2 separate regions of the Homo sapiens genome follow, and region 1 is linked to region 2. Evidence: chromatin loops called from intact Hi-C (ENCODE). Cell type or tissue: endothelial cell of umbilical vein. All regions are shown on one strand. Each heading gives the region's core, and the rest is flanking DNA. Links, peaks and the distances in the headings are about the cores only. Region 1 overlaps SVEP1 (sushi, von Willebrand factor type A, EGF and pentraxin domain containing 1). Region 2 has its middle 18 kb from the start of SVEP1.

What was found. Peaks named below come from ENCODE experiments on the same cell type or tissue, not always from the same donor. Only the 100,000 strongest peaks of a DNase experiment are listed, where the experiment ranks them.
Region 1: a loop joins it to region 2, with 5 times the contacts of the local background. A loop is called at or near these places in 2 of 110 quality-filtered maps.

Annotation. Positions count from the first base shown.
Region 1 is chr9:110,546,125-110,549,043 of GRCh38, forward strand. SVEP1 (sushi, von Willebrand factor type A, EGF and pentraxin domain containing 1) reads right to left here. Exons shown (of 48, transcript NM_153366.4): 3 at 1-167. Among named protein-coding and RNA genes, the nearest start is that of SVEP1, 32 kb to the right of the region's middle. In endothelial cell of umbilical vein, for the core only: no CTCF peak of the experiment used is centred there; no DNase peak of the experiment used is centred there.
Region 2 is chr9:110,596,142-110,599,060 of GRCh38, forward strand. No RefSeq gene overlaps it. Among named protein-coding and RNA genes, the nearest start is that of SVEP1, 18 kb to the left of the region's middle. In endothelial cell of umbilical vein, for the core only: no CTCF peak of the experiment used is centred there; no DNase peak of the experiment used is centred there.

The DNA of each region.
Region 1 (2,919 bases), core at 256-2,755, 50 kb before region 2:
ATACTGCAGACCTTTCCCGTAATACCCCTTTTCACAGATGCACTCAAAATGGCCTGTGTGTGTCCCACATTTGCAGCTTCCCATTCGGTCACAGCAGTCCTTGCCTTCATCACAAAGATATGAGCAGTGGACCATATCATCTTGAATAAAACTCCCAGAAGGTAGATCTACAAATAACATATGACAGAGGGCGATAAAAATGAGTCACAGTTCAATGTTACATTCTCTGGTCATTAAAATTTAAGTGCAAGCTGGAGAAAATATCTTTCCATATCCCTCTAATTCCCAACTGCTTCCTGCTCCCACCCAAATACGAATGTGTGTTATTTGTACTAGCGCGCTCTGGGAATTCGTTGAAGCCAGTTAAGTTATTCCAGTCTGGGACCTCATCATAAGTTCTCAAGGCCATTCAGGGTCAGGCAGAAATTAAGTAGTGTAGTGAGGAATCTCCAGATGCTGCAGGAAACAGTGCAGTCAGTTCTGCAGGTCATTCCCCTGGCTTCCAAAGCAGCAGCATTCCACTGCCTCTGGGTGAGGTCAGGCCCCAGCAACGAGTCCCCAGATCCTTGTTCCAATGAGAAACAAAGCCACCATCCTGATCACTGCACAGAGATGTTAATTGTGAGCCACCAACTTTGGAATAAACACTGTCACTTCTATGGTATTTGAGTAGGTAAATAAAGACCATTCTTATTACTTGAGCCATGCTCTGAAGTGAGGCATGCTGGGAATGCAATAACTCAGGCAGACCTGTTTAGAAAGTGACTTGACAGGGTGGGTAAGGTTGAATATGATTGACCCAGAATGGATGGCCTAGAATCACACAAACAGTAAGTCCTTTATTCTTTTCAAGAAGTTTGAAAGTTTTAGACTAAATTCCAATACTAGGTCCATGGGGCTCTAAGCCCAGATATTGTGATGGGCTTATAGTAGGAATTCAAGTGGGTGAGTTCCAGCAAGACACACGGGCTGCAATTGGACACCTTGGAAGGAGATTGGTGGTAGACTCAAATATAGAACATCCATCTCCATGCATCTAGATAGGGGCAAAGCAAAGGGAAGATTCCAGCCCCAAGGGAAAGAAACCAGTGCAACCAGGTACCCTGGTAAGCTCCTTCCAATAGACTGTGGTGTGGGTAAAAGATCTGTAACACAGGCCCTTAGGACTCAGCTCTGAGACACTGGACCACAGGTTTATTTGGCAGTAAAGCAAGTTAGGGAGCAAGGAAAACCTACTTGTCCAGCCTGGGTAATGCAGTGAGACCCTGTCTCTACAAAAACAATAACAATTTTTAAAAAAATTAGCTGGGCATGGTGGTACATGCCTGTTGTCCCAGATACTTGGAAGACTGAGGTGGGAGGATCACTTGAGCCTGGGAGGTGGAGGCTGCAGCGAGGTGTGATCACACCACTGCACTATATAGCCTGTGTGACAGAATGAGACCCTGTATCAAAAAGGGTGAGAAGAAAAGAAAAGACAAACATAGCTGTCAAGACTAGTGTACCAGCATTCAGGTCTGGAAGAGAGATAAGTGGAGGAGGTACAAATGGGGAAAGCTATTATTCTGTAACCTATGTCTATCGAGAATGGCCAGAAACATGAACAGCAGTGAAACCCAAAGTGGATCCATCTAAATTGAAAGTAGCTGCAGAGAACACAGAGGCAGGGGAAATGAGGCTCATTTCCTTTGATCTGATCATGTCTTTCCAGTAAAAACAGGGTTTTACTTACTAAACCTAGAAACTCAACTAAAGTATTACACATTTTAGATATTAGTTTAGTGTAATAAATGTGGTGTCTCCTAAAACCCTATTGCATTATGATAACCAAAACCCTTTCCTTGTTGACTCTAGTTTCTGGGTCAACTTCCATCAGGACAGAAGTCTCCACTCCTAGAAGACAGAGGGATGACAGGAGCTGAAATTTGTTGATAGCACTCATAATTTCATAATCCCATCTGGCAACACCCAGTATCTCCAACTGCAACCACCCTGTTTTCCCTCTTAACATATCACTTTCCTTGGAGAAAAGGAGAAATAAAGGTAGCCAGTTGCTGAACTTCTTCCATGTGCTACATACTATATTGGTGATGTTTTAAATATCTTATTTAATCCTCCTGAAAACCTCTGTGATACATATAATAATAGTTTCCATTTTTAAAGGAGAGAAAACTGAGGTTCATAGTTGTTAAATAAATTGCCTAGGGGAATTAATAATGATAATTTGTTAATAAATAATAAATATCAGTAATAGTAGACAGTTATTGAGTGCTGAGTATAACAAGCCATCAGGAACTTTCTCATCCCTTTATATGTATTAACCCATTTAATCCTTGTAACAATTTTATGAAGTAGGTACTATTCTCATTTCCTATTCTATTTACAAGAAACCTAAGGAATATAAAAGATGAATGATATGTAAAAACAAAACAAACAAACAAAAAAACAGAAAACGTCAGCTAGTAGGTAACAAAATCGGGATTTAAATCCAGACATTCTGGATTTTTAAGGCTTAGCTCTTAAAAATTAGATTTCATTAAGTTGCAGGCCTGGAACTTAGATCCAAACCTGTTTAAACGCAAATCCATACTTTATTTCCCATACTCAGTTTCTTGCTGCTTCTAAGCCCTGTCCTAAGTCCTTGCTCACTTCACTAAAATCCCAGCCTCCAAAAACTTTGGCCAGCATCATCCCTCAGAGAGATAAATCTTTTTTGCTTTATGCATGGTGGCTCATGTCTGTAATTCTAGCACTTTGGGAGGCCCAGGTGGGAGAAATGCTTGAGCCCAGGAGTTTGAGACCAGCCTGAGCAACATAGCGAGACACCATCTTTATTTATTTATTTTTTTTAAAAAGAAACTCCAGTAGAGCTAACCCACTTATTATGAACATCACTAATTTCTTAGAACTCATGTTGCC
Region 2 (2,919 bases), core at 106-2,605:
GAGCATGTGAAAGAAGTGAAGGGGAAAGAGCCCCTTATAAAACCATCAGATCTCAGGAGAACTCACTCACTAACATGAGGAAAGCATGAGGGAAACAAATCCCATGATCCAGTCACCTCCAACCAGGTCTTTTCCTTAACACCTGGGGATTACATTTTTGAGATAAGATTTGGGTGAGCACACAAAACCAAACCATATTATTCTGCTCTTTGCCCCTCCGAAACCCATGTCTTTACACATTTCAAAACCAATCATGTCTTCCCAAAAGTTCTCCCAAAGTCAACTCATTCCAGCATTAACCCAAAAGTCCAAGTCCAAAGTCTCATCTGAGACCAGGCAAGTCCCTTCCACCTAGGAGCCTGTAAATAGCAAGTTAGTTACTTCCAGATAGAATGGGGGTATAGGCATTTGATAAATGCTCCCATTCCAAGTGGGAGAAATTGGCCAAAACAAAGGGGCTACAGGCCCCATGCAAGTCTGAAATCCAGCAGAGCAATTATTAAATCTTAAAGCTCCAAGAGAATCTCCTTTAACTCCATGTCTCACATCCATGGCACATTGATGCAAAGGGTGGGCTCCCATGGCCTTGGACAGCCCTGCCCCTATGGCCTTTCAGGGTAGCGTCCCCTTCCCCAGCTGCTTTCACTGCTGGCTTTTCCAGGCATGTGGTGTAAGCTGTCAGTGGATCTAGCATCCTGGGGTCTGGAGGATGGTGGCCCTCTTTTTATATCTCCACTAGGAAGTGCTCCAGTGGGGACTCTGTGTGAGTGTTTCAACCCCACATTTCCCCTTTGCACTGCCCTAGTGGAGGTTCTCCATGAGGGCTTTGCCTCTGCAGCAGAATTCTGGCTGGACATCTAGACATTTCCATATGTCCTCTGAAATGTAGGTAGAGGTTCCCAAACCTCAGTTCTTGACTTCTGTGCACCCATAGGCCCAACACCATGTGGAGGCCACCAAGGCTTAGGGCCTGCACCCTCTGAAGCAATGGCCTGAGCTGTACCTTGGCCCCTTTTAGCCATGGCTAGAGCTGGAGTAGCTGGGACACAGGGTACCAAGTCCCTAGACTGCACAGAGCAGGGGGAACCCTGGGCCCAGCTCATGAAACCATATTTCCGTCCTAGTCCTGTGGGTCTGTGATGGGAGGGGCTGCCATCAAGATCTCTGGTATGCCCTGGGAGACATCTTCACCAGTGTCTTGGCGATTAACATTTGCCTCCTAATTACTTATGCAAATTTCTGCAGCCAGCTTGAATTTCTCCCCAGAAAATTGGTTTTTCTTGTCTATCACATCATTAGGCTGCAAATTTTCCAAACTTCTATGTTCTGTTTCCTTTTTAAACATAAGTTCCAATTTCCGATTATCTCTTTCAGGTTTAAAGTTCCACAGATCTCTAGGGCAGGGACAAAATGCCTGCCAGTCACTTTGCTAAAGCATAGCAAGAGTGACCTTTGCTCCAGTTCCCAAGAAGTTTCTCATCTCCATCTGAGACCACCTCAGTCTGGACTTCACTGTCCACATCATTATCAGCACTTTGATCAAAACCATTCAACAAATCTCTAGGAAGTTCTAAACTTTCCCACATCTTCCTATCTTCTTCTGAGCCCTCCAAACTGTCCCAACCTCTGCCTGTTACCCAATTCCAAAGTAAAGTTGCTTCCACATTTTTGGGTATCTTTATAGCAGTACTCCCTCTACCAGTACAAATTTACTGTATTAGTCCATTTCACACTGCTACAAAGACATACCTGAGACTGGGTAACTTCAAAAGGAAAGAGGTTTAATTGACTCACAGTTCCACACGACTGGGGAGGCCTCAGGAACCTTACAATCATGGTGGAAGGGAAAGCAGGCATGTCTTACATGGTGGCAGGTGAGAGGGAGCATGGGTAGGAAGTGAAGAGCCCCTTCTAAAACCATCAGATCTCAAGAGAACTTCCTCACTATCACGAGAACATTACGGGGGAACCACCCCCATGACCTAATCACCTCCCACCAGGTCCCTCCCTCAACACCTGGGGATTACATTTTGAGATGAGATTTGGGTGTGGACACAAATGATTTCTGCCTTAATTTCATTATTTACCCAATAGTCATTCAGGAGCAAGTTGTTCAAGTTCCATGTAGTTGTATGGTTTTGAGTGAATTTCTTGGTCTTGAGTTCTAATTTGATTGCACTATGGTCTGAGAGATTGTTATGATTTCAATTCTTTTGTATTTGCTGAGGAATGTTTTACTTCCGATTATGTGATCAATTTTAGAGTAAGTGCCATGTGGCGATGAGAAGAATGTATATTCTGTTGTTTTGGGGCAGAGAGTTCTGTAGATGTCTACCAGGTTCACTTGATCCAGAGCTGAGTTCAGGTCCTGAATATCTTTGTTAATTTTCTGTCTTAGTGATCTGTCTAATACTGTCAAATGGCAGCCTGCTCCTTCCTCTGGAAACTCCATCTCAGATGGGTATCTGCCTGTTGTGGGCCTGGACATGCCTGTAGCAGGTGGTTGGAGACCTCTGTTGGGAGTTTTCACATAGGAGGAACAGGATCAAGGAACCATTTAAAGAATCACTCTAGCACTTTTGGGTAGAGCAGGTGTGCTGTGTGTTGGGGATCCCTTCAGTCCCAGATCGCTGTGGGCTCTTCAGGGCTGGCAGCCTGGATTGACTGAGAAACTCGAATAGCCAAGATGGCAGCCTGCCCTGCCCCCCAGGCACTCCATCCCAGGAGGAAGTTAGAGCTTTGTTAGCCTTAGAACATGAGCGGGGAGTGGGTTGATGTCCCAGCTGGGAGGACCTGCCCCATGAGCAGGAGTGGATCGGGGATCCCACTTAAAGAAGCAGTCTGGCCACGATCTGGCAAAGTAGCTGTGCTGCACTCCAGATACTGTTTCTCATCTGGACCATTTGGAGTCTCCAAAGC